2 separate regions of the Homo sapiens genome follow, and region 2 is linked to region 1. Evidence: read pairs that join two places in POLR2A ChIA-PET (ENCODE). Cell type or tissue: CD4-positive, alpha-beta T cell. All regions are shown on one strand. Each heading gives the region's core, and the rest is flanking DNA. Links, peaks and the distances in the headings are about the cores only.

Region 1 (5,363 bases), core at 218-5,217:
GGGGGAGGAGCGAGGAGGAGGGGGAGGAGCGAGGAGGGGGGAGGAGCGAGGAGGGGGGAGGAGCGAGGAGGGGGGAGGAGCGAGGAGGGGGGAGGAGCGAGGAGGAGGGGGGGCGAGGAGGAGGGGGAGGGGCGAGGAGGGAGGGGAGGGGGAGGGAGAGGGGAGGAGCAACGAGGAGGGGGGAGGAGCAAGGAGGGGGGAGGAGCGAGGAGGGGAGGAGGGGGAGGGGCGAGGAGGAGGCGGGAGGAGCTGGACAGGACATCGTGCCAGCCCGAGGGCGGAATGAACTTCAGAGAAGTTTGAGAGCAAAAGGTGCTTTGCTGCTGTTAGACCCTGAAATTCCACGGGTCCCTGGACAGTTTTGGGAGCCGGGAGGGTGAAGAGAGTGGATCAAGCTTCGTGGGGTGGACCCGGAAGAGATGGGGCAGTGAATGGTTCTGGGGGACTGCGGGAGCCTCCGGGGAGTGATTTTTTGCCCTGAGGGGAATCACCGCAGCGGGGACAAGGCTGGGGGAAAACACTTCCTTCTGCAAGGGCACTGCTGAGCCTCACTTGCTGGAGCTTGCACTGTGCAACGGTAAATTCACGTTGTGTGCCCTCACCTGAGCTTCTGATGAGGACGCTGGAGGGCTTGGCCCTTTGAAGTCCTCACCTGTCCCTCCTTGGGCTGGGGGTGGTGACTAGGAGGGGCTGCACGGCTGCTGCCCGGGTTGGTCCCGGCCATCCCAGCTCCCTGGTAAATAGGCTTCTCAAACTAGGATACCTGGGCCTTGGGCGTTACCTGCAAACCCTGTTCCTCGCTCTAGTTCCCCACTTCCATCCCTCCTCTTGCCTCAGCCCTTCTCATCTCACACGCCACATGGGATCCACCCTTTTTACGCATGTGCAGAGCGTGGCCCCTCTCTGATTCCCTTCCCCTCAGGAGAGCCGGACGTCTCCCTCCCTCACACCCTCCCCAGCCCCACAGCAGCCCAGGGAGCCTTGCCCGCTCCTCGGCCCCCCTGGCTCTCCCAGCCACCCAGGCCTCCTGTGTCCTGAGTGGGCCAGCTCCTGCCAGACCACGGCCCTGCCCTGCACCTGACTGCGTCCCCACCGCGGACCTGCCCCCTCGTTTATTCTCCTCTCTCCGCTCTGCTCTGTCCTTGGCACTGTTTTTGTTTGTTTTTTGTTTTTGTTTTTTGAGACGCAGTCTCGCTCTGTCACACAGGCTGGAGTGCAGTGGCGTGATCTCTGCTCACTGCAATCTCTGCCTCCTGGGTTCAAACTATTTTCTTGCCTCAGCCTCACGAGTAGCTGGGATTACAGATGCCCGCCACCACGCCTGGCTAATTTTTGTATTTTTAGTAGAGACGGGGTTTCACCATGTTGGCCAGGCTGATCTCGAACTCCTGACCTCAAGTGATCCGCCCGCCTCTGCCTCCCAAAGTGCTGGGATCACAGATATGAGCCACCGCGCCCCGCCCTTGGCACTGTTTAATCCATGTGTTGTTTATTTATGTATCCTGTTTATTTTCTGTCTCCCAACAAAGACGTAGCTCCTTCTGGGTAGGGCATTTTGTTCATGCTCTCAGATGCCGCCTACCGCCCTAGAGCAGGAAATAGCGGTCAGCGCCAGCTGTGAGGAGCACAGCATTGCGGCCAACACAGGAGGCACTGACCACGGGGCAGGCGCTATTTAAAAATCGTGGCAAAGGATCAGACGTAACAGAACTCTTTTTGTTTTAATCATTTTTAAGTGTGCAGTTCAATGATGTTAGTTACATGCACAATATTGTGTAACCATCACCACTATTTCCAAAATCCTTTCTATCCGTCAGACAGAAACTCCGTCCCCATTAAACAGCAACTCTGCATTCCTCCGTCCCCCCAGCCTCTGGTCACGTGTCTCATCTACTTTCAGTCTCTACGGATTTGCCTGTTCTAATTATTTCATAGAAGTGGATTCATACAGTACGTGTCCTTCTGTGTCAGGTTCATGTCACTCAGCGTGATGTGCCCAAGGTTCACCCATGCGTCGGGCTCTCATTCCTGAATCGCATTTCTCTGTACGGATAGACTGAGTTTTGTTTGTCTGTTCACCTGTTTAGGAACACTTGGTTGCTTCCACATTTTGACTGTTATGAATAACGCTACTAGCAAAGTGAACACGAGTGTGGTTTCAGTTCCTGTTTTCAATTCTTCCGCGTCTTTTAAGAAAAAACAAACTGTTTTCAACAGTTGCATCATTTTACCGTCCCACCAGCAACATGGGAGGCTTCCCATCACTTGTTTTCTTCATGTTTGTTTTGTTTAGTTGCATAATAATTGCCATCCTAGTGGAGGTAAGAAGGTATCTCACTGTTCTTTTCATTTGCATTTTTGTAATGACTAACGAGGTTGGGCAACTTTTCACGTGCTTGTCAGTCATTCGCATCTTTTTTTTTTTTTGAGAAATGTCTATTCAAGTCCTTTGCTCATTTTGAAATTGTGCTGTTTGGGTTTTGGTTGTTGATTTGAAGGAGTCCTTTTTATATTACGTATATGAATCCTTACCAGATATATGATTCGCAAACATTTTCTCCCATTCTGTGGTGATCTCTTCAGCCCCTTGATAGTGTCCTTTGATGCACAAAAGATTTTAATTTTGATGAAGTACAATTTATCTTTTTGTTGTTGTTGTCATTGCCCATGCTTTTGGTGTTATATCTAAGAATCCAAGGTCGGCCGGGCACGGTGGCTCACGCCTGTAATCGCAGCACTTTGGGAGGCCGAGGCAGGTGGATCACTTGAGGTCAGGAGTTTGAGACCAGCCTGGCCAACATGGTGAAACCCCATCTCTACTAAAAATACAAAAATTAGCCGGGCATGGTGGCAGGCGCCTGTAATCTCAGCTACTAGGTAGGCTGAGGCAGGAGCATCGCTTGAACACAGGAGGTGGAAGTTGCAGTGAGCCGGGATCGCGCCATTGCAATGCAGCCTGGGTAATGGAGCAAACTCCGTCTCAAAAAAAAAAAAATAATAATAATAATCATCATCATCATCATCCAAGGTCATGAAGATTTCCCTACATTTTTTCCTAAGTGTTTTATGGTTTTAGTTCTTAAATGTCAGCCTTGGTCCATTTCCAGTTGATTTATGTGAAGGAGGAGGCCCCGCTCCACTCAGGCCCGACTCTTAGTGTTTTAATATCACCACTTTGAGATCACAACCACCTTAGGGAGCAGGAACCGTCCATCCACAGACACAGAAACTCACCTAGAGTGTGTCCAGGGTCACAGAGTGACCAGTGAGTGGCAGAGCCAGGAGCTGGACCAGCCACCCACTCAACAGGGTGCACAGGACCCCAGACCCCCAGGCTTTACCGCCTCTGGACACCAATGCACAAGAGAGTAAACTTGGGGAGTACCTTAGGCAGGTGGTCAGAGGCCTCGGGAGAGGAGACATTTGAGCAGAGAAGGGAGGTGGTGTGGCAGCCGTGTGGACCTGCTGTGGGTGTGTGCACCAGAGCTGTGCTGGTGAGCGAGGAGGAACTACCCAGGAGGGCACACTGGACCAGGGAGAGCCAGCCCGACGGGGGCCAGCTGCCTTTCCCAGCAGGCAGCGGTGTGACCCTCGGGGCAGGGGCTCGGTCCACTGTAGCACAGGGGATCGGGAGGCAGAGGGTCCCCGGGCCTGTAATGAGGAGGAGGCGGGACCCAGGTCCTGGTGGGCTCCCGAAGTGCAGCAGGAAGGGCCCTAGTGCTTCCATGTCACCACCCTGATGGCCTTGGCAGCTGGGAGAGCCCCCTGCCCTGCAGGGCAAGAGGGATTTTCCGCCCCAAGGGAGAGCGTCATATGCCCAGGAGGCAGTTCTGCCTCTGGCTCTTTGCTCCTCCCAGGCCTCCTGTCCTCTATGTCCTTGGAAGTAAAGGGGACAGGTCCTGGGGCTCCACAAAGATAGGCACCTCCTCTCATCCACCTAATGAGGCAAAAGAGGGGGTTCTGCCTCTGAGGCTGAGGGGCCCAGCCCCCTCTGGAAAGAGAGTCCCACTCATGCCCCTCCACCAGGCCCCACCAACAGGAGGCCCTGGCGGCAAGGCCCTGCCTCCCCAGTGAAGACCACCAGGGCCTGGGGGCCAGGGAGGGAGGCTGCCCCCGGCTGGTGAAGGGACACCCCACAGCCACCAGCGGCCACGATTAATCCACACTTGGGGACAGCTTTCGTTCTGAGCAGCTCAGCTCTGAGAGGGAATTGGATACAGGATGGATACCTTGCGGGCTCCTGTTCTCCGAGGGTGGCAAGGGTTGGTGGCATGATGACCCTGATAAGACTTTACGGCCCCTGTTCTCCAGGGTGGGGCAGATCAATTGCTGTTCTCAAGGTCCTGCCAGGGGCCCTTCCTGAAGAAACAAGCAGAGGCTTTGATTTCCTGACCTATCTCGGGAAAACACTTGAGCTAATAATTAATCAGATTATGGATACACTGGCTTTTTTTGTCTTATTTTTTAAATTGTGGTAAAATTTATATAACATAAAATATACCATTTTAACCATTGCTAAGTGTGCATGAAGTACATTCACATCGTTCACCCATCACCATCGTCCCTCTCCAGAGCTTTCTCATCTTCCCAAACTGAGACTCTCTCCCCATTAAACACCCATTTCCCATCCCCTTCCCACAGCCCTGGCCCCTGCTGTTCTACTCTCTCTGTGAGTCGGAGGCTCTAGGGGCCTCAGGTAAGTGCTAACACACAGCATTTGTCCTTCTGTGTCTGGCTTATTCAATGTCCTCAGGGCCGTCCATGTTGCAGCTGTGTCCAGGTTCCCTTCCGTGTTGAGGCCGTCTTACTTTTGAGACCAGTTTGAACCTTTCTTTCTTCGGCTGCTCTAGCAGGTTTCCTGGTACAGTGAGTGCCCAATGGAACGAGCATTTGACCAGCAGCTTCATGGGGGAGGCGCTTTCTCTCTGGGTCTCTGTGGGGAAGGGAAAGACCTTCCTTAAGGAGCACTGGACGCCCAGCACCTGCCTTGGAGGACAGTTTGCTTTCGTGGAAGATTGGGCCACAGAGAGCATTGCTGTGGAAGGAGGCGTCAGAAGTGGGGCCAAGTGCACGTTGCCCTTCCACCTGCGGCCTTGGAGACAGGTCCAAGGTGTACGAGTTACGAAGGCCTTGGGCCGCATGAAACCGAAACCCACAGGAGAGTCGTTCTCCCAGAACAAAGCCCCGAGGTGGCCTCCCAGCTGCCAGAGTCATCTCCTCTGGCTCCTGGGCCTGGGCATTGCTCGTGGACCTCCAAGTTTTGTGTCCATGTCCAAGAGGACAAAGACGGAGGGAGGCCAAGAGCCAACGGCCGTGGCAGCTCCACCCACCACCCAAGCCCACCCAGCAGGCTCCCTTTCCCC
Region 2 (5,363 bases), core at 228-5,227, 130 kb after region 1:
CCCCACCTGTGCCTGGAGTCCTGGAGCCATCCCTGTGGGGGATGACAGGGAAGGTTGGCACATGGCAGGCGGGCCAGGCCACTCGGTCGGCAAACCCGGAACACGCACGCGCCTGGCCCCGGTAGCACAGACTCACATAGGGTCTCAGGGACACCCAGACACCCACGCTCCTCCCATACCTCACGGGAATGAGCAGAACGGGAAAGCGGGGAGAGGTGTGGGGGTGCTGGAAGTCCTGGAGGAAAGCCAGGCCTGTCTGGACCAGGGGCTCCCTGAGGAATTAGAGGGGAGGGCCCGGCTGGAGTGACCTAGATTTCTCTGTGGGAACAGCAGGTGGAGGAGCACCCCTCGGTGCCAGCCAGACCCACCTGTGGCGGAATCCTGGCCCCACTCACGCGAGTGTGTGTGCATGCGTGTGAGTGTGAGTGACAGGAGCACAGACGCTGTGAGTTGAAGGCAGTGGTTCTAGGAACGCCATTTCCTCCTTCCCAGGCTACAGCAACAGGGATTAAGGTTAGACAGTAAGATGGACCTCCCAGAATGCCAGGGACCCAGATGCCAGTTCATCATGGTCCACTTGGTGTTTAGAGGGGCCTTCCCCAGGACTGGCCTCCAGCCACTGGCCAGGGGGAAGTGAAGGTCGCCCAGCGGAGGGGCCGGCCCGGCGGCCTGGACTGTGGGGTCCTCCCTCCAGGGGCCTCAGCCTTGCTGGTGACCAAGTCGGGTGCCCAGGGGTCATGGGGTGGAGGACGGTGAGGGAAGGGTTAATTACCACCCTGGCTGCCCTGCCAATTAGAGGGAGGTGGATTATAATTGGGGGGTGGGGGTGAGGTCCCCAGGCTGGGGCGTGCCCCCACTCCGGGCTGGGCCTCACGAGCGTCAGAGGGTTAATAGCCCCGGCCCAGAAGCCCCATTAACCAGGGTGAACCTGGGGCCTCTGCCATGGGGGTGTCCCCCACAGAGCATCCAGCTCTGGGCAGAGTTGTGGGAGGGCCACGGCCCCTTTCCCTGCACCCCACCCTGAGCCCCTCAGCCAGGTCGCTCTGGTGGGCCTTCTCATGCCCCCACCATCAGCCCATCCTCTCTGCACCCATCCACGAGTCCATCCCTCTGCCCACTCACCATCCAACCATGGGACCCTGTCGTCGACGGCTGTCCCACCCCTCCATCCACCACTCTGTCCATCCTTCCAGCAGTCACAGCAGCCCTCCCATCCTCCTCCTGCCTGTCCCTCCATCCACCCTCCGCCCTCCACCCTCTGCCCACCCACCTGTCTGTCCACTCACTGTGGAGTCGGGCTGACGCAGCTGCCCTTGGCGTGTGTGTGGCTGGACGGGGTGGGTGTGGCCCCTGCCTCAGGCTCTGCCGGGTGGGACAGGGCACTGCAACAGGGCATACTGGTCCAGGGAGACAGTGTCACTCTCCTGTGACCGGGCACAGATGAGGTTTGGGCACAGGAGGGGCTCAAAAGGAGTCAGTGTGGGCCGGGGCAGGCCAGGCTGGCTTCCTGGAGGAGGCTGGGCACTGTACCATGGCAAGGATTGGAGAACTGATGTCAGAGGCCCTGGCACATTCCTCCTGGCGACCAGGAGGTCAGTGGGTGAGCGTATCTGCCCTCTCGGGTAGAGGAGGCACAGCTGGGGGGTGGGCTGTGGAAGATGGACCACCAGGGCTGACATGTGAGGAGACCAAGCCATGGCAGGAATGGGGAGGCACTGGCCCTGGTGCCCCCCTGGCCTCCCTGCCCTGGATTGGAGGCTGCTCCTAGGGTTGCCAATAGCGATGGAGTGGTGGAGAGGAGGCAGGAGGCCAGTGCTTTGCTGTGTGGCAGAGCTGGGCTACCACCGTCCCTCTCCACAGGCACATCCAGGGGGCAGTACCACACCCTGCAGGCTGGCTTCAGCTCTCGCTCTCAGGGCCTGAGTGGGGACAAGACCTCGGTGAGCGATGGGCCCAGCCCGAGGGGGACGATCTGAGCTCTGCAGTCTGGAGAGTGGGAGGCTCTGCAGCGGGCCCGGACACAGGTGAGCCCAGGCACGCCCTCACCGCCCCCTCTCGACCCACAGGGCTTCCGGCCCATCGCCAAGCCGGCCTACAGCCCAGCCTCCTGGTCCTCCCGCTCCGCCGTGGATCTGAGCTGCAGTCGGAGGCTGAGTTCAGCCCACAACGGGGGCAGCGCCTTTGGGGCCGCTGGGTACGGGGGTGCCCAGCCCACCCCTCCCATGCCCACCAGGCCCGTGTCCTTCCATGAGCGCGGTGGGGTTGGGAGCCGGGCCGACTATGACACACTCTCCCTGCGCTCGCTGCGGCTGGGGCCCGGGGGCCTGGACGACCGCTACAGCCTGGTGTCTGAGCAGCTGGAGCCCGCGGCCACCTCCACCTACAGGGCCTTTGCGTACGAGCGCCAGGCCAGCTCCAGCTCCAGCCGGGCAGGGGGGCTGGACTGGCCCGAGGCCACTGAGGTTTCCCCGAGCCGGACCATCCGTGCCCCTGCCGTGCGGACCCTGCAGCGATTCCAGAGCAGCCACCGGAGCCGCGGGGTAGGCGGGGCAGTGCCGGGGGCCGTCCTGGAGCCAGTGGCTCGAGCGCCATCTGTGCGCAGCCTCAGCCTCAGCCTGGCTGACTCGGGCCACCTGCCGGACGTGCATGGGTTCAACAGCTACGGTAGCCACCGAACCCTGCAGAGACTCAGCAGCGGGTGAGCGGCTGGGCCCGGCTCAGGGAGGGGGCTTCTACCACGGGCCCAGCCTGAACCCAAAGTTAGCCTGACCCCTGACCCCTGGCTCCGCAGTTTTGATGACATTGACCTGCCCTCAGCAGTCAAGTACCTCATGGCTTCAGACCCCAACCTGCAGGTGCTGGGAGCGGCCTACATCCAGCACAAGTGCTACAGCGATGCAGCCGCCAAGAAGCAGGTGACCACCCCGACCACCCACTCGCTGCCCCCTGGTGACCTCCTTCGTGGGCCCCACCACCTCCCACTGTCCTCTGCTCACTGAGCACCCCTCATGATCCCCAAGCTGACTGGGTAGACCCCACTCTGTCTGGAGCCCCCTCAGCAGAGGAAGAGCAGAAGGATACAATTTGGATACACCAGTATCACCTGCATCACCTCCGTACCCCCACATATACCTCATCACCTCCGTACACCCGCACACACCTGCGTCACCTCCGTACCCCCACATATACCTCATCACCTCCATACCCCCGCACACACCTCCGTCACCTCCGTACCCCCGCACACACCTGCATCACCTCCATACCCCCACACACACCTGCGTCACCTCCGTACCCCCGCACACACCTGCGTCACCTCCGTACCCCCGCACACACCTCCGTCACCTCCGTACCCCCGCACACACCTGTGTCACCTCCCTACCCCCACATATACCTCATCACCTCCGTACACCCGCACATACCTGCGTCACCTCCCTACCCCCACATATACCTCATCACCTCCGTACCCCCGCACACACCTGCGTCACCTCCCTACCCCCACATATACCTCATCACCTCCGTACACCCGCACACACCTGCGTCACCTCCCTACCCCCGCACACACCTGCGTCACCTCCGTACCCCTGCACACACCTCCGTCACCTCCGTACCCCCGCACACACCTGCGTCACCTCCCTACCCCCGCACACACCTGCGTCACCTCCGTACCCCCGCACACACCTGCGTCACCTCCCTACCCCCGCACACACCTGCGTCACCTCCGTACCCCCGCACACACCTCTGTCACCTCCCTACCCCCGCACACACCTGCATCACCTCCGTACCCCCGCACACACCTGCGTCACCTCCGTACCCCCGCACACACCTGCGTCACCTCCCTACCCCCGCACACACCTGCGTCACCTCCCTACCCCCGCACACACCTGCGTCACCTCCCTACCCCCGCACACACCTGCGTCACCTCCCTACCCCCGCACACACCTGCGTCACCTCCGTACCCCCGCACACACCTGCGTCACCTCCCTACCCCCGCACACACCTGCGTCACCTCCGTACCCCCGCACACACCTCCGTCACCTCCGTACCCCCGCACACACCTGCGTCACCTCCGTACCCCCGCACACACCTCCGTCACCTCCCTACCGCCGCACACACCTCCGTCACCTCCCTATACGGCTGCATCCCCTGCATATCTACATCTACGCACCTGGACACAGCTGCACACAGGTGCATAGTCTGCATCCATCCACATGCGTCTGTGCACCCCCATATGCCTGTGCCCGCAGGCCCGCAGCCTTCAGGCCGTGCCTAGGCTGGTGAAGCTCTTCAACCACGCCAACCAGGAAGTGCAGCGCCATGCCACAGGTGCCATGCGCAACCTCATCTACGACAACGCTGACAACAAGCTGGCCCTGGTGGAGGAGAACGGGATCTTCGAGCTGCTGCGGACACTGCGGGAGCAGGATGATGAGCTTCGCAAAAATGTCACAGGTGCTGCCTGTCCCCTCCTCCACCTGTCCTTCCTCCACCTGCGCCCCTCTGCCTATCCCCCCTGCCTTCCTCCCCACCTGCCCCCCTCCACCTGCCCACCATCTGCCCCCCTTCTCCACCTGCCCCCTCTGCCACCTGCCCCCCTACTCCTCCTCCCCCCCTCTGCCTTACCCCCCCACCTGCCCGCCATCTGCCCCACTCCTCCACCTGCCCCCTCCTCCACCTGCCCCCTCTGCCTGTCCCCTACTCCTCCTGTCCTCCCTCTGTGTCCCCCCCACCTGGCCCCCCTCCTCCACCTGCCCCCTCTGCCTATCCCCCACCTGTCCCCCCCTCCACCTGTCCCCCTTTTCTGCCTGTCCCCCTCCTCCTGTCCCTCCTCTGCCTGTCCTCTCTCCTCCGTTCTGACCCCTCCACCTCATTCGGTTCCCCTCCGTCCCTTTGTACCTTTTGCCGGCCGTGTTTCTACTTGGGCCTCCACTGCCCGCCTCTTTCCTGGACCCCCGGCCACCCTGTCCTGTGGTTTTGTCTCCTTGGAGCCGCCTGCACTGCCAGGCCTGCTCACCACCCCACCCCCACATCTTGTCCCCTCTTGCTTGGTCCCAGCTCTATCACCTCAAATGCCACCCCAGGGTCTCCCCAGTGGGGCTCGTGGGTGAGGCACAGAACACCAGGCCAGCCCCTGGGGAGAGGCGGGACCTCTTCACACCATCCCCAGAAACGCGGAGGGGGTTGGAGGGCAGACGCTGATAGCAGCCTCCCCCGTCCTCCAGGGATCCTGTGGAACCTTTCATCCAGCGACCACCTGAAGGACCGCCTGGCCAGAGACACGCTGGAGCAGCTCACAGACCTGGTGTTGAGCCCCCTGTCGGGGGCTGGGGGTCCCCCCCTCATCCAGCAGAACGCCTCGGAGGCAG

What was found. ChIA-PET counts read pairs that join two places held together with the same protein. Peaks named below come from ENCODE experiments on the same cell type or tissue, not always from the same donor. Only the 100,000 strongest peaks of a DNase experiment are listed, where the experiment ranks them.
Region 2: POLR2A ChIA-PET joins it to region 1 with 6 read pairs; 9 of 35 experiments call an interaction of 5 or more read pairs at or near these places.

The regions. Positions count from the first base shown.
Region 1 is chr11:267,341-272,703 of GRCh38, forward strand. No RefSeq gene overlaps it. Among named protein-coding and RNA genes, the nearest start is that of NLRP6, 8.4 kb to the right of the region's middle. RefSeq lists an enhancer at 2,140-2,209. In CD4-positive, alpha-beta T cell, for the core only: no CTCF peak of the experiment used is centred there; DNase peaks (open chromatin) are centred at 391, 1,601 and 2,281; H3K4me3 peaks cover 2,542 bases; H3K27ac peaks cover 2,848 bases.
Region 2 is chr11:394,748-400,110 of GRCh38, forward strand. PKP3 (plakophilin 3) reads left to right here. Exons shown (of 13, transcript NM_007183.4): 2 at 1,861-1,940; 3 at 2,067-2,698; 4 at 2,792-2,915; 5 at 4,245-4,449; 6 at 5,220-5,363. Among named protein-coding and RNA genes, the nearest start is that of PKP3, 3.2 kb to the left of the region's middle. RefSeq lists an enhancer at 1,636-2,165. In CD4-positive, alpha-beta T cell, for the core only: a CTCF peak has its summit at 2,651 (motif pointing left); DNase peaks (open chromatin) are centred at 1,874, 2,386 and 2,624; H3K4me3 peaks cover 1,001 bases.